2 separate regions of the Homo sapiens genome follow, and region 2 is linked to region 1. Evidence: read pairs that join two places in POLR2A ChIA-PET (ENCODE). Cell type or tissue: Panc1. All regions are shown on one strand. Each heading gives the region's core, and the rest is flanking DNA. Links, peaks and the distances in the headings are about the cores only. Region 1 holds the start of CHRNA9 (cholinergic receptor nicotinic alpha 9 subunit). Region 2 overlaps RHOH (ras homolog family member H).

Region 1 (10,632 bases), core at 1-5,000:
GCATATTTTCCATCTGCCGTCTCTGCAGCTACTCAACAAGAGGGATCTGGATTAACATTCAGAGTGTTGTGTGTATTTCAAGACAAACAACACAAGACTGAGGTCTAAAATGGGGGATGGCCCAACACTGGCGAGGGACAAGCTTTGGGTGGATGGATGAGTTGTTTTTCTGGCATGCCCTACCAAGATCAGAGTCAGTAGGAAGCACAGAACACTTCCATGCGGTTGAATCATCTGTTTTGTCTTCCCTGTCCTGCCCCACCTCCCACCAAAGCAATAGCCCCAGATGAGACAAGATAGGTTACGTGTCACCAGCCTCTCACCTCTCAGTCTGGAAGCAGCAAAGTAGATCCAGCAAAAGGAGATGCAGGAATGGGACCAGTTCATCTTTTTCCTGAGCCTCTATAATAAAGTCTCAGTCAGGCAGCGTGGTCTTCCACTTCCCCCTATGAATACAAAGGATCTGGGCACAAGGAGCCCACACCGCTGCAGCCTTATGGCGGGAGAGCTCAGGCTTGCATTGCATGCAGGACCGAGATCCTGAGATCCAGGCCTGCCCTCCCTCCCCTCCGGTAATTTGAGACTGGCAGCTCCAGTGGCTGAGAAGCCGGGAACCCAGGGTGTGTTAGGTCCAACAGTGCTGTTGTGGGGGGCCATCTCAGTTGAGGGTCCCTAGCCACCCTCAGCAGAAACAACCAGACAGAAAAGGAGGTAGATGCAGGCAACAGGGGTATGCCTGACACCCCAGAGACTCCATCTAAGCAGAATGGGAGATTTCTACACCCACCATGAGCAGAGTCAGCCTGAGTCCAGGGACTAAGGGAAGCCTAAAAGACTGAGCCATGGGACGGCTGTCCAGAAAGACTCTACGTGCTTTTAGCAGCATTTGAAGAGGGAAAGAGACACGGTTCTATGATCTCCAGAATATATTGGCATTTTGGTTTTTTCTCTGCCTCAGCTTCTGATCCCTCCTGCAGCTGTCCCACTGGGCATGGATCTTGCATAGTAAATGTTTGTGAGTATATATGTGAGGGGGTGTGCTGGATGGGCGGATAATCACTCGCTTAAGAAGCAGCAACACTGTGAGTTGGATTTGGACTTGACCACCTGGGTTTGACTGCCAGCCAAACCCTGACGAGCTCTATTATTCTGTAAAAGTCACCTAACCTCTCTGAGCCTTCCAGAACTACAGACTGGGGAAAATAATATTTTCTCTCTCTAGAGCTACTGAGATAACTGTATGTGAAAGCACTTTCTAAATATCAGTAATTATCATCTTTGATCAGCTTTGCATACCCAGAATTTCTATACTCACCAAGTCACCCAGGATTTACCAGCTCGAAAAAAAAAAAGAAAAACTGGTTCAAAGGCTGACCAAATCAGCATGAGAATAATAACCAATGGTGATATTGCTAATGATGACACCCTTTGCATTTGAATGCTACTTCATATAAAGTTTCAGTCATTTCTCATATGTGATATAATTTTACTCCTATAAAAAAATGTCAATTTTCAATTGCTGCTTAGTCTGGAAACTCATGTCTGTCTCTCCTCTTGCCTGGGGAAACTGCTTTGGAAAACCATATTAAGATAATTTGGTTGCCTGGAATTGGAGCGAGGAAATTGGATAGCTCTGTTTCATCAGGTTACAGCCGCCTGATGAGTCACCCCATCCCTCTTCGGGAATGTATCCTCTGAGTGGAACAGACACTCAAGCCATCGGCAAAGTGTTTCTTAATTGCCTATCCCATTGTGTTGATTGTGAAGACATTATTTTTCTGACGCCCCTAGTCTGACTCATTCATCAAATGACACAATTCCGGGTGCCCACGCTCAGTCCTCCTTCAGCAAACCATCCGCTCCAGAATCTCAGAGGCAGAAGGTAATTTTGAAATTGAGTTTAATGCCTCACTTCTATATGAGGAAACTGAGGCCCAGGGATGCAGAGTGGCTTCCCTCCAGCAGTGATCGGCCAGAGACAGGATCCAGGCCACCTGCCCCAATCCACTGTGCTCCCTGCAACACTAACAATGCATCTCTTCCTTCTCGTTGTCTTTCATCAATATGGCTTTTGATGCCAGCTGGGTGGTGACTTCCTTGTGTGTAGAGGATCTTTACCTCATATGTCTTGGATTCCTTACAGCACTCACAGGGTTGAATTGTAGTTGACACAGGGCCTACCTTGAATGGTGTCCCTTCCCTTCCTATACCACTCCCCTCCCTTCAGGGTCCCTTCTCCCCTCAGGGGCCTCTTTTAGGTTGAAGCTGCTGAGAACCTTTGCCCATTGGGGTCCAGTGTCCTGGGGGGCATCCCTGACTCCATTCCAGGAGGATGATGGCAGTGCTCCCATTCCTTAGAATAGAGTCCTGTCTGACAAAGAATCCTAGTGAATTCTATGGCTAAAATATCCTCTGCCCAGCAGCAGAGTGGGGATGGGAAGAACAAATACCTTCATTCTGCTACATGTGTTTTTTAAAACAAAAATTACAAGAGTCAAACATCATGTTTTGCAAAGGATTTTTTCCCTGCAAATGAATATGGCATGAATATTTTCTCCATTTCATTAAGTACAGGATCAGAGCACTTCTAACCTGTAAAGAGCTCTTTGAGGACCATCTAGCTAAGGTCACTCATGTTACAGATAAAGAAACTGAGGACTAGAGAGGTCAGAAGCCTTCGCAAGGACATAACCCATCGTCCTGACTCAATACAGTGCTCCTTACACAACACCAGTTCATCTGGTGAGGAAGCTCAGAGGAAATCAAGGTCAAGTGTGCCTTTAGGAGGCTTGGGAATGCACTTCCTTTCAGCCAAGGGCAGGTGGGACTTCGATCTGCCCCACAGGAAGGTGGGTAAAGGATGCTGACTCTCCACCAAGAACCATGCCAGAGACCCTCAACCTCCCCAGGAGGCTGGGCTCTTCACAGAGGAGTGCTGTCCTAGGCACTCAGAGCCATGACGCATGCTAACCAATGCTTCACAACTCACTGAAATGGCAGGAGATACCTCAATGGGATGCCATCCCCAAGGACCTATTTCACTTCTACTTTCTAAATTTGCTGGATTTATCCTAGATATGTGTCTTGAAAAACAAACAAACAAAACAAACAAACAAAAAAACCCCCTCAAAGCTCCTTTAAAAGACAGCTACATGAATTCCTTCACCTTGCACCAGAGTTTAGGATAAGATTGGTAGTTAGGACGCAAAGTCATGCCAAAAGGGCTGCCCATGGCACCACTCTCCAAACATTTTAGGGTTTACTTCTGTCTTTGTTTTCTATTTCTTCTTCTTTTTTTTTTTTTTTTGAGATTGAGTCTTGCTCTGTTGCCCAGGCTGGAATGCAGTGGCGTGATCTCAGCTCACTGCAACCTCCACGTCCTGGGTTCAAGCAATTCTGTGCCTCAGCCTCCCAAGTAGCTGGTATTACAGGCACCTGCCATCACGCCCGGCTTTTTTTTTTTTTTTTTTTTTTTTTTTTTTGTATTTTTAGTAGAGATGGGGTTTCACCATCTTGGCCAGGCTGGTCTTGAACTCCTGACCTCGTGATTCACCTGCCTCAGCCTTCCAAAGTGCTGGGATTACAGGTGAGTCACCATGCCCAGCCACTTCGTATTCTTGATCAAAAGCAGTATAATGTAGAGTTTAAGAGCACAGACCCTGGAGTTGAACTGCTTGGATTCAAGTCCAACCCCACCACTTACTAGCTGTGTAAGCTCAGCCAGATTATTCGACCTCAGTTTCTTCATCTATAAAATGGGGACAATTATAAATAGTGCCTACCTCTTGGGGTTGTTTTGAGGACTGAATCAGTTAATGCATGTGGAACCCTAAAAATAGTGCTTGACCATAAAATTGCTGGATAAATGATCATTAAAGGGGAAAATGACATGCTAAGCATGTCATTTGTAGCTCAATGCCACTATTTGTTTATTTATATATTTATTTATTTAATTTATTTATTTTTCCTCCCCTCTTCCTCTCCCCCTTCCATCTCTCTCCCTCACCCAATCTCTCTCCCAACTTCTTGACAGACCTGGTTAGAGGATAATTGTTTTATGTGACAAGCAATTTGTACTGTGGGTGGAAGAATATCAGTCCTACTATTTTCTTGTTGTCCTTTTTTATTGTGATGTTAATATTATTGTCAGTCCACCGTGGATTTATTTATTTACTTACTTATTTCTGCAGTAGTCTTTTTAATCCTCTTATCCATTTTGTGAGAGTTACACAATCTAACTCCGTCACAGAGATTGGCAAACTCTCTGCAAAGAGCTAGATAGTAAATATTTTCATCTTGGCAGGCCATATGGTCTCTGTACCAACTACTCTTCTCTGCCATTGTACTATGAAAGCAGCCTATAGCAAAATGAATGTGTGGCTATGTTCCAATAAAACTTTATTTACGAAAATAGGTGGCAGGGCATAGTTTGTTGACCCCTGACATAGATAAACAGATCCATAAATCCACTTTGCTCATGAAAATTGCAATAGGAAACAGCGTTCCAGATGAAGAAGGGGCAAAGCCTGCAGGGAAAAGAGCTTGACATGCGCAGACGCATGGCAGGGCCAGGGCTGACTCCCACTGCAGCTCAGCCAGTGAGACTCAAACTGCCTTCCAGCGGAGGCTCTGGGCATGGAAGAACCCTTTCTAATAAGGAATCAGAAATGTAAGAGAACTGGAAAGAGTAGGAAGCAACCCTGTTGGATGTCTGGAGGCTGGGCAAGCCTCCTCACTTCCACAGGGTGACCGTGATAGTGTCGTGGATGAGGAATTAGAGTTTCCAGATATAGGTGATGGTGGGAACTGTGGCTACAGCCAGGCCAGGGGCTGGCAGGGTGAGCAGCAGGGGAATGGGTCAGAAGTTCAAGTGAGTCTCTCTGGGGTCCCCATGAATAAGGACAGGACTGGAGGGCAGAACTCTGGCAGTTTCACTGAGAAGTACAGAGTCCCAGAACACAGTTTTGTTTCTAGATTGCTAGAAATCCTAGCAACTCCCTTCCCCAGCTGTACTCAAATCCATTGGCCTGGGGAAGTGCAGGTTAGATCAGAACAAAAGCGATTCAGGAAGGGGAGGAAGGAGGACCTCTGGGCCAACAGGAACGTCGGACCGGAGCTCATTATGGTGTGGGCACCTGAAGGTGATCACACTGGGCATGGAGCCGATTCTCCTTTTGTGACTGCATGTGCCTGTGTCTCACTCTTGTCCCACTGTACTCTGGCTCTGTCAGTGGTGTGTAGTGGACTGGAAAACTCTTCTGAGTGAAACCCAGCGGGACAATCTCTCTTGGTGCTTCTGGGCATCGTGAAGGAAATGAACTTTCCTAACCTAACTTCAAACAGATCCAACTCCTGCGCATCATCCTCGCTTCTTCTCTCTCAAACCCCATGTATTAGTCTACTTGGACTCCCACAACAAAATACCATAGACCAGGTGAATTAAAAACAGAAATTTATTTTCTCACAGTCCTGCCTCCGTGCCTAAGGACCAGCTCATCCAAGAATCAGCTGGAAGTCCAGACCAAGGTGTGGGCAGGGCTGGTTTCCCCCAAGGCCTTTCTTCTTGGCTTGCAGATGGCTGTCTTCTCTTTGTGTCCTTACAGGGTCTCCTCTGTGCATGTCTGGGTCCTAATCTCTTCTTCTCAGATCCCCATGAATAAGGACAGGCCTGGAGGGCAGGGCTCTGGCAATTTCCCTAAGAGATACAGAGTCCCAGAGTTCTGTTTGGTTTCTAGGTTGTGACCCTATTCCCCGATTGTACCGAAACCCGTTGTCTCCTCAGATGAAATTAGTCCCGCCCCAGTGACCTCACTTAACCTTAATTACCTCTTTAAAGACCATATCTCCAAATATGGTCACATTCTTCAGTACTGGGGGTTAGGATTTCAGCGTGTGAATTCTGTAGGATGCAATTCAACCTGGAACACCCCACATCCAATCTGTGAATGAATCCCAGCAGTTCCACCTTCACAACATATCGGGAACCCAGCCGCCTCTCCCCACCTTCCCTATTGTCTTCCTGGTCTAAGCCATTGCTGACTGCCATCTGCACCAACCACACTTGCCTCCTAGCAGCCAACGGTGCCCCTGAATTCCCTTCTCCAGGTAAGAGCCAGACGGTCATTTTATTTCATTTCATCTATTTTTTATTTCTATTTTTATTTTTTTAATTTAATTTTTTTTTTTTGAGACGGAGTCTCACTCTGTCACCCAGGCTGGAGTGCAGTGGCACAATCTCAGCTCACTGCCTCCCAGGTTCAAGCAATTCTCCTGCCTCAGCCTCCCAAGTAGCTGGGATTACAGGTGCCTGCCACCATGCCTGGCTAATTTTTGTATTTTTAGTAGAGACAGGGTTTCACCATGTTGGCCAAGCTGGTCACAAACTCCTGAGCTCCAGCGATCCACCTGCCTCAGAGTCCCAAAGTGCTGGGATTACAGGCATGAGCCACCATGACCAGCCTATTTTTAAATAATTTATAAGATGGGGGTCTCACTGTGTTGCCCAGGTTGGGGTGCAGCAGCTATTCACTGCACTCCCTCATTATCATTGTGCACTGTGGCCTCCAATTCCTGGGCTCAAGAGATCCTCCCATCTCAGCCTCCCAGATAGCTGGGACTACAAGTACATGCCACCAAGCCCAGCCAGGTGGTCATCTTAAAACACAAATCTGATCATGTCACCCCTCTGCCCAGTGGATTCTCTCCAGTGGATTCTCACCTTATTTGGAATAAAAGCCAAAATCCTTACTGGCAACTACAAGGCCGTACGTGATGTCTCCCCCGACTTTCCTTCTCCAACACTCTCCCCCTCGCTCATGTAGCTCCAGCCGTGCTGGCCTCCTTGCATTCCACATGCACACTGCGCCCCTCCTTCTGTTCCCTCTGCCTGGAGCACCATTAGCATATCCTCCTGACTCCCCTTCTTCTTCCTCCTGGGTTCTGCCTAGTGCCTCCTTATCAGAAGCCCTTCCCTGATGATGTTACGTAGAGTAACATCCCAGCCCTCTCTCCATCTCTGGGATCCACCCTTCCTCGCACTTAGGACCAGCTGACCTGCATGTATGCATTGCACTTGGTAGTTATCGTCTGTCTCCCTACTAAAATTAAGTTCCACAAAAGTGGGGGCTTTGTCATGTTCTGTGCTATTCTCCCAGATACAGAGAGGATATTAGAGGATATTTGTTGATGCATAAATGAGTAATATCTAGAATGAGAAATCTAAGGAATTAAGAAGTAAGGGAAAGGCCAGCTTTCAGACAAAGAATGGTGGGTATATTTCCTATGATTCATAAGCTTACCTGATTTTTTTAGCACTCATGGCCAGGATGTTATTTACAGCCTTACATTGTCAGTCTACTGCTGTGTTATATTTTAACCTATGTCAAAGCAAAATTCCTTGAGAACATGGACCATAATTTTTCCCTTATACATAGTCCTAGCTCAAGGGAAACAACCACCAAATCCAGTTAGCAGCATCTGCCAAGGATGCAGGGGGAGGGTGTGGAGGCATCTCCCCATGTCTCTGCTGACCTAATGCAACAGAAAGGACCTAAGGACACAGGAGGAGTCCTATGGCCCCAGTTCAAGTCCTAGGACCACCACTTACTAGTCATGTTAGTAGTAATTATTTCTCAGAGTCTCATTTTCTCATTTGTATAAAGGAAGATTATAATATTTTACCCAAAAGGGTTATTGTGAGGATTCAAGAGAAAGCAGATAAAGTACCAAGCACACACCTGGCACAAAGCAAGACTCTCAGTGAATGCCACTATGATTCCCCTTGCCAAACCACACAGGCTACGGTAGTCAGAAAGCACCCACTGGTAAAAAGAAACTCATAAAGTTGCCAACAGAAGAGCCAAGTTCATGAAGAGACATGAGTGGGTGATAAGAGACATGCAGTTTTCTGGGTCAGGAGAGCAGCTGATATATGATCCAGGGTATCCAGTATGTCCAAGTGAGTGATCTGGGGACTGTAGCGGGCTCTGATGTCTGTGCTTTGTCAGAGGGTGCATACTATTTTCCCTGAAATCCCCTGAGGGAATATATTTGAAAGCTATAAAACTGTACAGTGTGGTATAGGGTGAGTATCTCCTGGCTTCCTCCTGTTTCTGGGGTCTTTCTTTGCTGCACAGAGGAGACCTCATCCATGGGAGATTTCTGTCCTCAATGGTAGCCCACTTGCTCCTTGGGACTTCTCAGACATTTTCCTTTGTTCTTGAGTTTCCGACCCCTTCTCATCCCAGGAGGTTCTCACCCCACTGGCTCTGCTTCCTCTTCTCATAGCAGACCCTGCAGTCACAATTGTGCAATATTTCCCTGCTCGTTGCAAACACTGTCTCTCTGCTAACATTGTAAGAGTTAGGCAAATGACAAGCATGGGAAAAAGCAGAAGGGGCACACTCTGCTCTTCTGTTAACAGTAGCACGCTACTTCAAGGATGCTAATCATAGAGAAGGGGAGCTGGGAGATTCGGAGACAACACTGTGCAAACCCAGCTGATACCCTTCCCAGGCTATTCTGAGAGCTACCAGCCCCCAACCTCTCCCACAGCTTCTGCCCCCTTAGAAGCAGCATGGCCCCATGGCCCCAAGACCTCACTCATCTCCCGCTCCCCCATCCTCTGCCCTGTTCTGGAAAGTGGGCACTAAAGGGACATGTTAAAACTGAAAAGAGGCAAGGAGGTGCTTTCTCCCAGTCAGCAACGCGCTGCTCCATCTCCCACCCCACCTGCCCACCTGCCCTCAGTGTCTCTTCGGCTAGGCCTACTTAGCCGAGAGCAGCCCCGTGGGTATGAATGGCCTAGGTGCCTGCTTCTGGAAGCATGTTTGGAAGGAAGCAGGGAGGGTACTGAAAGGTAAAGCAGGAGAACTGGAAGATTTTATTCCCAAGTGTTTTCCTCAAAGACACTTTTTAACTTTCTCCGTTTCTTCTTCTCACTTACCTCACCATTGCCATTGACATAGGCTCTGTACACCAAGGAGCTGAACGAGAGGAATCCAGGAGAGCCACAGAAAGGACAAGGGGAACCAGTGCAGGGGGATGGACGCACATCCGCTGACCACGTAAAAGCCAGGCCAGAAGCTAGGCTCTTAGCCTAGCTAAGGCTAGGTTTTCTCAGTGCCTTTCTGAGCCATATTGGAGCCTGAAAAAAAAAAAGAGAGAGAGAATATTGGCAATACTAATCCTGTTTTTTTTTGTTGTTGTTGTTATTGGTTTTTTGTTTGTTTGTTTGTTTGACAGAATTTCTCTCTGTCGCCCAGGCTGGAGTGCAATGGCATGATCTCAGCTCACTGCAACCTCCACCTCCAGGGTTCAAGCAATTCTCCTCCTTTAGCCTCCCAAGTAGCTGGGACTACAAGCATGCATCACCACACCCAGCTAATTTTTACATTTTTAGTAGAGATGGGGTTTCACCATGTTGGCCAGGCTGGTCTCGAACTCCTGACCCCAGGCGATCCACCTGCCTCAGCCTCCCAAAGTGCTGGGATTACAGGCATGAGCCACCATGCCCAGCCACTAATCCTGTTTTTAAACTTTGGTATTTTTATTTATAATGAAATATTTTGCATTAATTTTGATGTTTAGAAATATTGTATTAAGGCCAAGCATGGTGGCTTATGCTTGTAATCCCAACACTTTGAGAGGTCGAGGTGGGAGGATCACTTGAGGCCAGGACTTCAAGACCAGCCTGGGCAATAAAATGAGACCCCCATCTCTACCAAAAAAAGAAAAGAAAAGTTCTTTTAAATTAGCCAGGCATGGTGATGCGTACCTGCAGTCCCTCCTACATGGGGGAGGCTGAGGCAGGAGGATCACTTGAGCCCAGGAGTTTAAAGCTGTAGTAAGCTATGATCACACAACTGCACTCTGGTCTGGGTGACAGATAGAGATCCTGTCTCAAAAAAATTTATCTATATTCATTACTAATATTTTTGGCTCCCCCTTAAATGTGCACTGGAAGCAAGTGCCTCTCCTGCCTCACTCTGGTCCTGGCCCTGATGAGATTCAGCCCAGCTGATGGAACTGGTCAATTCACCTGGTTGATGATTTTTTTCAGAAAGAAAGAGTGAAAGCTCTAAAAATAATCTTTAAAAATCAAAGTCTATTTTTTTAAATGTGCAATTCTACTAAAATAATTAAGAAAGGAGTGAAATTCTCAGCCACAAAAAGAAACCAAATTTAGACACAATTCAAATCCTTTATCTTCTGACAAAGCCAAGGTACTTCACCTTCTCAGCCACCAGGTGTCTCTGTAAACTCCCTGCAGGCCTCTGCACAGGGCACTGCAGATAACGTCATATGTGAAATCTGCTGTTTTTAACCAGCTCTAAAGAGACAGCACATACAAAGAAAAAAAAAACAGCTTGAAATATAACAGCTTCAAATACCAAATTTACAGTGATCCGTCCATTTATCCAGGATTTCTGGCTAATAGCCAAGTGCTTATGATAATCAAATCTATTAACAGATTTAAGCTAAGAAATAGATTATTAGAGTCAAGTTGTCCTAATCAATACACTTTCTAGAATGTTCCTGCTTTATTGTTTTCTCGTATCTTATCTGGATTAATTTCTAACGGAGTATAATTCTGCAAGATCAAAATAGAGTATTCCAGGAACTAACTCTTCC
Region 2 (11,691 bases), core at 2,283-7,282, 110 kb after region 1:
TGTACTGATGTGTCTACACAAGTAGTCAAGATATGCAAGAATTTCCATTGCTACATTATTCACGACAGCAAAAAAAGAACTGGAAAGATCTGAAAGGTCCATTAAGACGCAGGGGTTAAATTAATTATGCCATATCCATTCGATAGAATCCACTCAGCATTAGAAGGAATTAGGTCAGCCTGTTCGTATTGCCCAGGAAGGGTATGATATACAGACATACCTTACAGATATCGCGGGTTCAGTTCCAGACCACTGCAATAAAGTGAATCTTGCAATAAAGTGAGTCACACAGTTTTTTTTGTTTCCTAGTGCACATAAAAGTTATGTTGGCCAGGAGCAGTGGCTCGAGCCTGTAATCCCAGCACTTTGGGAGGCCGAGGCAGGCAGATCACCTGAGGTCGAGAGTTCAAGACCAGCCTGACCAACATGGAGAAACCCTGTCTCTACTAAAAATACAAACTTAGCCAGGCATGGTGGCACATGCCTGTAATCCCAGCTACTTGGGAGGCTGAGGCAGGAGAATTGCTTGAACCCAGGAGGCAGAAGTTGCAGTGAGCCAAGATCGTGCCATTGCACTCCAGCCTGGGCAACAAGAGCGAAACTCCATCTCAAAAAAAAAAAAAAAAAAAAAACAAGTTATGTTTACACTATACATGATGTCTAAAAGTATACATGGCTTAATTTAAAAATATTTTATTGCTTAAAAATGCTAACAATACAGCCTGGACAACACAATGGGACTCTGTCTAGATAAAAATTTTTTTTTAATTAGCCAGGTATGGTAATGCACACTTGTAATCCCAGCTACTCAGGAGGCTGAGGTGGGAGGATCACTTGACTCCGGGAGGCTACAGTGAGCTATGATTGCACCACTGCACTCCAGCCTGGGCAACAGAGCAAGACCCTCTCTAAAAAAAAAAAAAAAAAAAAAAAGCTAACAATCATCTGAGCCTTCAGCAAGTCCTAATCTTTTTGCCTCAATGTTGATGGCTGCCAATTGATCAGGGTAGTGGTTGCTGCAGGTTGGAGTGGCTGTGGCTATTTCTTAAAATAAGACAACAATGAAGTTTGCCACACTGATTGATTCTTCCTTTCATGAAAGATTTCTCTGTAGCATGAAATGCATTTTATCCACAGCAGAACTTCTTGCAAATTAGAGCTAATCCTCTCAAACCCTGCCACTGCTTTATCAAGTAAGTTTATGTAATATTCTAAATCTTTTGTTGCCATTTCAACAGTTTTCACAGTATATTCACCAGAAGTAGATTCTGTCTCAAGAAATTACTTTCTTGGCTCATCTGTAAGAAGCAATTCCTCATACATTAAATTTTAACATGAGATTACAGACATTCAGTCCCACCTTCAGCCTCCTCTTCTAATTCTAGCTCTCTTGCTCCTTCTACCACATCTGCAGTTACTTCCTCCACTAGCATCTTAAATCCCTCAAGTCAGTCATGAGGCTTGGAATCAACTTCTTCCAAACTCCAGTTAATGTTGCTATTTTGACCTTCTGCCATGAATCACAAATGTTCTGAATGGCATCTAAAATGGTAGATCCTTTCAGAAGATTTTAAATTTACTTTGCCTAGATTCATCAAAGGAATCACTATCTATAGCAGCTATAGCCTTACAAAATGTATTCTTAAATAATAAGATTTGAAAGTTGAAATGACTCCTTGATCCATGGGTTGCAGAATAGATATTGTGTTAACAGGCATGAAAACAGCATTAATCTCCTTGTACATCTCCATCAGAGCTCTTGGGTGACTAGGTGCGTTGTCCATGAGCTGTAATATTTTGAAAGGAATCTTTTTCCTGAGCAGTAGGTCTCAACAGTGGGCTTAAATTATTCAGTAGACATTGCTGTAAATAGATGTGTTGTCATTCAGGCTTTAGTTGTTCCATTTATAGAGCACAGGCAAAGTAGATTTAGCATAATTCTTAAGGCCCTAGGATCTGTTGGAATGGTAAATGAGTACTGGCTTTACCTTAAAGCAACCAGCTGCATTAGCCCCTAACTAGACAGTCAGCCTGTTCTTTGAAGCTTTGAAGCCAAGTATTGACCTCTTACTAGCTGTGAAAGTCCTAGATGGCATCTTCTTCCAATAGAAGGCCATTTTGTTTCCATTGAAAATTCTATTGTACACTGTAGCCACCTTCATCAATGACCTTAGCTAGATCTTCTGGATAACTTGCTGTAGTTTATTCATCAGGACCTGCTGCCTCTCTTTATACTTTGGTGTTATGAAGATGGCTTCTTTCCTTAAACCTAGTGAACCAACTTCTGCTATCTTCATACTTTTCTTCTGCAGCTTCCTCACTTCATTCAACCTTCATAGAATTGAAGCAAGTTAGGGCCTTGTTCTGGATTAGTCTTTGGCTTAAAGAAATTGTATAGCTGGTTTGATCTTCTACCCAGACCACTAAAGCTTTGTCCAAGCAGTAAGGCTGTTTCACTTCCTTATCATTCATGTGTTCCCAGGAGTTGAACTTTTCATTTCTTCAATAAATTTTCCTTTGCATTGACAACCTGGCTAACTGGCAAGAGACCTAGTTTTCGGCCTCTCTCAGCTTTCAACATGCCTTCCTCATTAAACTTAATGATTTCTAGCTTTTGATTTAAAGTGAGAGACACATGACTCTTCCTTTCACTTAAACACTGAGAGGCCATTATAGGTTTATTAACTGGCCTAATTTCAATATCATTGTGTCTCAGAGAATAGGGAGGCCCAAAGGGAGGAAGAGAGGTGGGGGAACAGCCGGAGCAGTCAGAACACGTACAACATTTATCCATTAAGTTTGCTATCTTATATGGGCATGATTCATCGTGCCCCAAAACAATTGCAACAGTAACATCAAAGATCACTGATCACAGATGACCATAACAGATACAATAATAATGAAAACGTTTGAATTATTTTGAGAATTACCAAAATGTGACAGAGCCATGAAGTGAGCATACGCTGTTGGGAAAATGGTGCCGATAGACTCGCTCAACACAGAGTTGCCACAAACCTTCAGTTTGTGTAAAATGCAATATCTGTGGAGCGCAATCAAATGAGGTATTCCTGTATTAGTAACTGAAAAAAAGCAACCAGTTGAACAATCTGGGAAGGGTTTTCCATTTATGTAGAAAGATAAATGTCCAAACTTTGTCTGGTGCGATCTATCTTCCCTTGCCGAGAAGGACATTGGCCCAGGCAGAGGAAAGGTCTCTGCAATGATGGGTAAATCGAGATTTACTGGGAATTCTCAGCTCACCTTTCACATGTCCCTCTATAGAATAAATTGTACTAGGAACATAGCAGTTACTCCCTCAATTGCCTAAGGGAGAAGAGGAACAAAGAGGAATAATCTAAGAACACAAGTTTATTCAGATTTTCTTAATTTTTTCAATCTTCTTTTGAAATATAGACATATGTACTTTTTATACAGATAATATTATAGATACATAGCAATAGGATAAAATATTTCCTTAGATGCTCAGCTTCTGATTAAGGATCAGAAAGATCAAGAAACTGAGCAAAACAAATATATAATGACCCTGAAACTACCAGGATATTCCAGAGCAAAATTCTTTTTTAATGGTTCAGTTCATTGCTTACGCATATATAGTGTTCTATTAACATGACATTTCAAATCCATAGAAGTCTAAAAAAAGGGACAGAATATCTGCCTTTAATTGTCTTTAAACTAGGCCTACTTTTAAGGAGCCTAATGGGGCAGAAGATAATAAAGAAAATGTTAATGTAGTTTAGACTAGGCCCAGAGGTTAAAAAAATTTTTTTTTTTACTTAGTTAATAATGTCTCTGATCCTCACTTTTTTTTCTCTATAGAAGAAATGATTTCATTTGGAGAGGTCATGCAATGGCCACACAAAGGCAGAATGGTGTGGCTGTACTTCATCACCATAAAGTACCATATAGCTAGGACCTCAGAGAATAAAATGCTAAATTAAAGAGAGGAGACGCAATGTTCTGCGTATAAATGACCTCACTCTCCGGTTCGTCCTGCAAAAAATTAAAATTTAAACAGCCAAGTTCTATAATAAAGGTAAATGCAAAATGCCAAGAGAACACTAAGGACAGAGTGTTAAAATCTTCCAGGGTGGTGGGGTGGGGAGGGGGAGAGGAGGAACATTTGAACTTGGTCTTGGAGGAGAGAAAGAAATAGGACTGGTGGACCGCATGCAGGCAGAGGAAGCGGCTGGTGCCCAGGTGTGCACGTGGGTATTTGGAGAATAGACAGCTGGCTATGGTGGCTGAAGCACAGGTGGAAGATGATGTTGGAAAGGGACAATGGGGCCAATTTGTAAAAAGCCCTTTATGCCATATTAAGTATAAGATAACCTCCATCCAGCCGAGTTCTCTCTCTTTACTTTTCTCCTCGGCCCTGTCCCTGCTTTACCTAGCCAATGCAGTTTCTCATGCATTTTTCTGAAGCTATTACATTATTACATAAATTCACATGCTGTAAGTACGAATGCATATAATAATTACACACACATTTTTATATTCAAACAACAGCATACTACTTTGCTGCAATTTCTCCAGACTATGCAACATTGCTGACACTCTCCCTGGTCTTTCCTGCTTTGACAGCTTCAATCCTGCTGCTGCAAGCTTTCCTGCCCTGGCTCTTCCTGGTGAACTTCTACCCATCCCAGAGCCCAGCTCAGATGCTACCTCTTGTATGAGGCCTTCCCAATAAGCAATATATTTCTCCCTTATTTGAGCTCACATGGCATCTTTAAATGTTTTTACATTTTTTGAATAGTGATTACATGCCTATAGTAACATTTTAAAAGTATAAAAGTGAAAAATATACCTCCCTCCTATGGTGCCCAGGCCATTTTCCCAGACGCAACCATCAGACTAAGTTTCTCATGCATTTTTCCAAAGCTATTACATTATTACATGAATCCACATGCATATATATATGAATGTATGTGTATAATTATCACACACACTTTTTTTTTTTTTTTTTTTGAGATGGAGTCTCACTCTGTCCCCAAGCTGGAGTGCAGTGGTGCGATCTCGGCTCACTGCAACCTCCGCCTCCTGGGTTCAAGTGATTCGCCTGCCTCAGCCTCCCATGTAGCTGGGACTTCAGGCATGTGCCACCATGCCCAGCTAATTTTTGTATTTTTAGTAGAGATGGAGTTTCACCATGTTGGCCAGGATGGTCTCAAACTCCTGACTTCAGGTGATCCACCCACCTTGGCCTCCCAAAGTGCTAGGATTACAGGCGTGAGCCACCGCGCCCAGCCACACACACATTTTTATATACAAACTACAGCATACTATACTGTACTCCATGATGCCTTTCTCACTTAGTAATAGATTGTAAATCTTTTTCCTTATCAGTAGATTGAGTCACCCAACTCTTTCTAAATTCCTTTAGTACAGGACTAAACAATTCCTTCCATTATGGATCAATCTTAAAATACAAATATAATATTAAATATAAATGAAGAGTCAATGTGGTGGTTGAGACTTTCTCACTATACTGTATATAGAGGCAGCTTGTGGTGATCAGAGCCCTGGACTGACCATCAGGCTTGAATCCCAGCTCTACTCCTAGTGACACGACCTTGCTTACGCCATTTAGCCACTCCAAACCTGTTTTTTCATCCGCAAAATGAGGCATTGAACTAGATGGGCTCTCAGGGCCCCTCCAAGGCTGGTAGTTCATGTTTCTGTGAACCATCAATATCACATGCTGCCTTGAGAGCAGATTTGAACAGAGAAAAGGGTGAAGGAGCAGAGAGAGCCTAAAGCTCCTGCCACCAGATGAACTTTTTCCCCTCCCAAGCTGTTCCTCATGCCTTCCTTGACTTCCCTAGCCTTACCTCTCCACCCCCAGCCTTGGCCCTGCATTTTTTGGCATGCCTGCAAAAAAGCCCTCAGCCTGGGCTCATTAGCCGAGCTAAGCACAGGGGGCCCTAGCACGTGTCTGATTTCCAAGACTGTGTTCAGTAGCCCCTGTCTTAGATTTACACAAGGTAGAACAGAATTTGGGCATGTTTTCCTGGGAACATGTTCCAGCCCAGTTTAGAGTCCACTGGTCATTGTAGACAGAACGTGCATATAATAAATACCTGAGAGAGCTCTCGGAAGCTTGGAGAAACCACCAGCTCATCTGCAGACTCTCAGTAGCAGAACAACCACGTGGCCAAGGAGGCTGAGAGGCCTAGAGGTGAGTGTCCTTTGGACTCGATGAAATCCTTCCGTTCTCCAAAGCATCCTCGTGCTTTGCCGGACAAAAAGGCAGCCGTGGGTCATTATCACTCACTTGCCTCCCAAATGTTCATACCAAGGACAGAAGTTTTGTACCTTGTACAAAGCACTCCATACCTTAAAACAGTCAAATATCATGGACCAGATGTCCATCAGGAGAGCAACTGGTATATGCTCTAAACTGGAAAGGTGCTCCCTGACCATCTGCTCTTAGAAGGGTGATTTGTGGCTGTCACTAGGTTACCCACAGCTCCAATATGGAGTTGGACATCCATCTTTGACGCCACTCGAGTAGCACACACAGCTATTATCGACATGTTTGAAACCAGGAGGCATAATCCTAATTCCGTTTCTAGCAGCAGGGACTTTCAGAAAACACACTCCTTGTGGAATTAATTTGCCATTTCTATTTATTTTTGCCTTAATTTGTCTCTACTTCTAAAATACAAGTCAAGCTGCCACACAAAATAACTTGTATAAGGTGGGAGGAAGACAATATGCCTCTTTTATCATTGAATTCCTTACTATTGTAGAACAATATTTAATAATGTGGGGAAAAGTATGTGACAACATTGTTATATGGATCAAAGAAAGGCAAGTTCAAATCGGTATGTGCAACGTAATCCTGATTTTTTAGTAAAAATAGAGAGAGGAAAAAAGTAAGAAACTATACTAAGATTTTAACAATGCTCATACTGGTGCAATTACAAATTTTTTGTGTGTGCTTATCTATGTTTTCTGAGTTTCCTTCACAGACATATACCACTTCTATAACAAAAAAAAAGTAAAAATAAAATCGCATGATCCTTTGTAAAAGAAAATACAAACACATCCTGTCATTTCTTCCCGGGAAGAGGTAACATTTGCTAGTGTCACTGGATAGTCACTTTAAGAAAGTATGGCCCAGCAGGACTGGATCCTGGGTCAGGATTAACCCCTAACTGATGAAATTACTTGAACAACTCCAAGACCCCGACCCTCCTGCCACATCTGACAGAGGAGCAAGTCTCAGTAGGTCTGTAAGTTCCCTTCTCACTCATTCTAGAAGTCCTCAGAGCAGGTCTCTTTCACACACCACTCAAAACAATTTTTTAAATTTGTAATATTCCAGTGATTTGGACTGTGTCCAACCCATCCTGCTCAGCATGCTAGAAAGATTTCTAGGAGAACTAAGATCCTAGGAATATTGGTTTCTTGGATAATATCATTGGATTCCACTGTAATGACTTATGGGAACTTGTTTCCTTTCGTCATTGAGACCAGAATAGTCAAGTTAGTCAAAATCTGAAAGATCATCTTCTAATCCTGCCCCCAAATTTCAGTCATCTGATAACCATATTTGAACTATCATTTATGTGGTATGTTTTAAAAATCAACTCTAAGTGAACTCATATGGCCTTGTCCTAAGCAATTAAATAGATGAAATCATAGATTTGATTGTCACTTATAATTTTTTTCTGAAAACATTCAAAGAAACATATACCTACTAAAAACATTTTTTAAATGCTTGCCCTAAAAAGATCTTGTTTCCCACCATTGGTACACACATTGTGCTTGGGGAAATTTATATCCAATCCAATCCTCAAAGTTTTCAGAGAAACTGACACTTAGAGAAATAAACCTCTTGCCTAAAGAATCATATTTTTGTCAAAAGTCCTTATGTTTTTATTTTTTGTTTCTTTTTTTTTATTGAGATGGAGTCTCACTGTGTCGCCCAGGCTGGAGTGCAGTGGTGCGATCTCGGCTTACTGCCACCTCTGCCTCCCGGGTTGAAGCAATTCTCCTGCCTCAGCCTCTGGAGTAGCTGGGATTACAGGCACCTGCCACCACGCCCGGCTAGTTTTTGTATTTTTAATCGAGACGGGGTTTCACCATGTTGGCCAGGCTGGTCTCAAACTCCTGAGCTCAAGCAATTCACCCACCTCGGTCTCCCAAAGTTCTGGGATTACAAGCATGAGCCCCTGTGCATGGCCTAAAAACCATTTTCTTAAAAGTATCAAAGAGCTAAAAAAAAAAAAAAAAATAGCAACTGTCAGGCCAAAACCTAAGAATAAAGGAGAAGCCAGTGAGGTAAACAGCATTTGTCAGCTGAAAGAAATGGCGATGAAAAAGCGGAAAACGAGCTGCAGTTCCGATGGCTTCATGGGGCAAGGATGACAGAAGTCAAAGGTCAGAGTCCACCCAGGGTGGAAAAACTAATGGACCCCAATATATATATTTTACTTATTTGTTTGTTTTTTGATACAGAGTCTCGCTCTGTCACCCAGGCTGGACTGCAGTGGCGTGATTTTGGCTCACCACCCTCTCCACCTCCCAGGTTCAAGCGATTCTCATGCCTCAGTCTCCTGAGTAGCTGGGATTACAGGCATGCACCACCACACCAGGCTAATTTTTGCATTTTTAGTAGAGATGGGTGTTGGCCAGGCTGGTCTTGAACTCTTGACCTCAAGTGATCCACCCGCCTTGGCCTCCCAAAGTGCTGGGATTACAGGCGTGAGCCACTGCGTCCCACTTCCCAATACATATATTTTAGCCAGAACCCCAAAGGGTACACCATAAGGGTAAGGGTGAGTCAGAAGTAATTCCACCCCCTTCCCTATCCCAAGAAACTGGAGAGGGGCATTACCTTAGACTCTGTTTAGAGAAGGAAGGAAAGGAAGGAGGGAGCGAGGGAGGACCAGGAAAAGACACACAGTGCTTGAAAGATTGGAGTCCACCCAGGTAACTGGCATAAGTTTTCAAAACCCTCTCTGAAGAAATATTTTTATCCGAGGCCTTGGGAAACTCATACCAATCATTTTTCTATGGCAATGAAGAGCCCACAAAGACAGACCTTTTATTATCTTAAGGCATGCATTACTACCTAAAGCAAGAGGGACAAAAGGAGAAGAGAAATTGCGGTGGTGCTCAAAACTCATGGTCTCCTATTTCCCTCATTCTCAGGACTCCAGCTTGGCACCCACTCCTGATACCCCTGATGTCTCGTAAGAGGAACCTCGCTGGACATATGGTGTTGCAGTTTGAAAGAAAATGGGCAGCCTTACCGGGTAGTTTTTATCAAGATAATGAATTTGCCATGTTCTTGGCTTCACCTCTTACCCTCAGAAATCTGATTCCCTCAACTAACAAGAAAGTATATGACTTTACAGTCACAAGATTTGCTTATATATCGGATGCCAATTCATTTGCTGACCATGAGAAACGCAGCTCTCGTCAGGACTAGAATACCATCAACACAGCCTGTGTATTCTTTCCCCACGGGGAGAGCCATTGGAAAGCCAAGCTATGACACCAAGACATTCCCTGGTCAACAGGGACTCAGAGTGGAAGGAGGTGACTGAATGATCCAAGAATATGCATTAGCCTAAGCCTTACCCTCTCCCCCATGGTCTTATCCATGGGATCAAAACTGGGGAAGTCCATTAGCCAAGGTTCTCTCTCCACTGATAATGCATGGATGGGCACTGCCAGAATATGATTCTCAAACATGCCTGTTTTCCATGGATGACTAACTCCCAACTTTCTGATTAGTATCTCTTCATATGAATCCAACTTCTCCAGAGGACTCTAATCCTCTTCATGTAGTAGGCTTCCCTAGGCTTGCCTTGGTAGCCCCAAGCCTACCTGAAATTACTTTCAAGAGACAATTGTAACTCAGAGGCTGAGGTGGGAGGATCGCTTGAGGCCAGGAGTCTGAGACCAGTCTGGGCAATATAGTAAAACTCTGTCTCTAAAAAATAAAAAAGAGACAACAAAGAAATACAAAAGAGCCCACCCCAGGACGTAAGCATTAGCTAACCTTCTGAAATCTCATAACCCCAAAGTGAATTGAAATGTACCAGAGGGTAATCCCCAAACACCATCTACCTTTCTCTAACCACCTCGCCACCTGTGCATGATGCCCATATCTTGTAACCTTCTCGTATACTGTGCAAACATTCATCAGAAAGCTTCCTTCCGCCCCGCCTTCCCCAAAGTGCCACCCGTACCACCATCTGCGAACCAAATAGCAAAGGAGGAGATTAAGGAACCTGCATCACATCAAGCAAGTCTTCACAGTACTGTATGCTTCATGCATTTAAGCTTTTAAAATAAAGGAACTAGGCCAGGCACAGTGGCTCACACCTGTAATCCCAACACTTTGGGAAGCTGAGGCGGGCAGATCACTTGAGCACAGGAGTTTGAGAGCAGTCTGGCCAACATGGTGAAACCCTGTCTCCACTAAAAATACAAAAATTAGCCGGGCGTGGTGGCACACACCTGTAATCCCAGCTACTCAGGAGGCTGAGCAGGAGAATCACTTAAACCTGGGAGGCGGAAGTTGCAGTGACTGGGGATCATGCCACTGCACTCCAGCCTGGGAGACAGAGCAAGACTCTATCTCAACAAAAAAGAAAAATTTTTAAAAAGGAACTAGAAGAAGGAAAATTACAATGGAGAGGCTCAGGAGCAGCGGTCTAGGGCAGCTGTCCTCAGATGACCCATCTGAGTGCAATCGCTACCCAGGTACCATCTGGAATTTTTGCCTCCACTCCTCTCTCACCAGAGCGATTCTTTGGTAACTAGGAACTATGCCCTCACATCTGTTGTTATTAGTTGTCTTAACCAGACCCTAACAAGGATTTTTTTTAGAGAATTTTTGTTTTGTTTTGTATGAAGAAATCTTACTAAATCTGACTAAAATTAAATTTTAAAACCTCCCAGAAGACTCTTCCGTGTTCCATTTCCCATGAGGCTTTACAAACCTGGCCCAAGATGGGTGTGTGTGTGAGAGAGAGAGAGAGAGAAAAAAAAAAAAAGAGAAACGAGAGAGAGAGAGAGAGAAGTCAGGAACTAGAAGAGTGAGACCCACACTTGCCATTTTTCTAAAACAAGGTTCAAGGCAACTTTCACTATCATAGTTAGCTACCCATGGGTAAACTGTGTCTCCTCTTTTTTGCACCGTTGTTCACATAATGATACAGAGGGTTTTGTTTTTGTACCACACAAAAAGTCTGTTTTCCCTTCTCCCTCTTTTAATGATATTCTCCTGGCTGAATTCTAGTGTCTTCCCAACCATGAGTCATCTCTGCTATTCCTGCATAAAGTAGAGTGTTCTGGGCCTCTCACTTCTAAGAAGGACTATAGTTTAGAAAAATCTGATAAGATGATAAGATCCCCACAGCACACGTCTCGCTCTGAGATTATTAGGGACTCAGTTTAGGGGAACCTTCCCTATAGGGAGATGGCAAAGGAAGCAGTTCCCCAATCTATCAGCAGTGGCTGCCATCCACATGATAAGGATCCCCTGCAAGGAAGTCTGACCCTGGGGGTTTCAGCCAGCTGGCACGGCCAGCATCCAACAAGTCCCCATCAGGGAGCATCTTACCAGAAGGTCCCTGCTTACATGGAGTGAATCAAGGGTGATAAAAAGTCCTCTCCCTACCAAATATATCTTCCATCCTTGGAGCA

Evidence for each region. Peaks named below come from ENCODE experiments on the same cell type or tissue, not always from the same donor. Only the 100,000 strongest peaks of a DNase experiment are listed, where the experiment ranks them.
Region 2: POLR2A ChIA-PET joins it to region 1 with 5 read pairs; 6 of 35 experiments call an interaction of 5 or more read pairs at or near these places.

What each region holds. Positions count from the first base shown.
Region 1 is chr4:40,325,223-40,335,854 of GRCh38, reverse strand. CHRNA9 (cholinergic receptor nicotinic alpha 9 subunit) reads right to left here and starts at 522. Exons shown (of 5, transcript NM_017581.4): 1 at 324-522; 2 at 1-28. The coding sequence starts at 387. It overlaps LINC02265 (long intergenic non-protein coding RNA 2265), which reads right to left. Exons shown (of 4, transcript NR_121641.1): 3 at 8,945-9,145; 4 at 5,436-5,695. RefSeq lists an enhancer at 10,342-10,391. In Panc1, for the core only: no CTCF peak of the experiment used is centred there; no DNase peak of the experiment used is centred there; H3K27ac peaks cover 404 bases.
Region 2 is chr4:40,212,709-40,224,399 of GRCh38, reverse strand. All of the region lies in intron 1 of RHOH (ras homolog family member H), which reads right to left. Among named protein-coding and RNA genes, the nearest start is that of RHOH, 22 kb to the right of the region's middle. RefSeq lists an enhancer at 10,949-10,998. In Panc1, for the core only: no CTCF peak of the experiment used is centred there; no DNase peak of the experiment used is centred there; H3K27ac peaks cover 1,176 bases.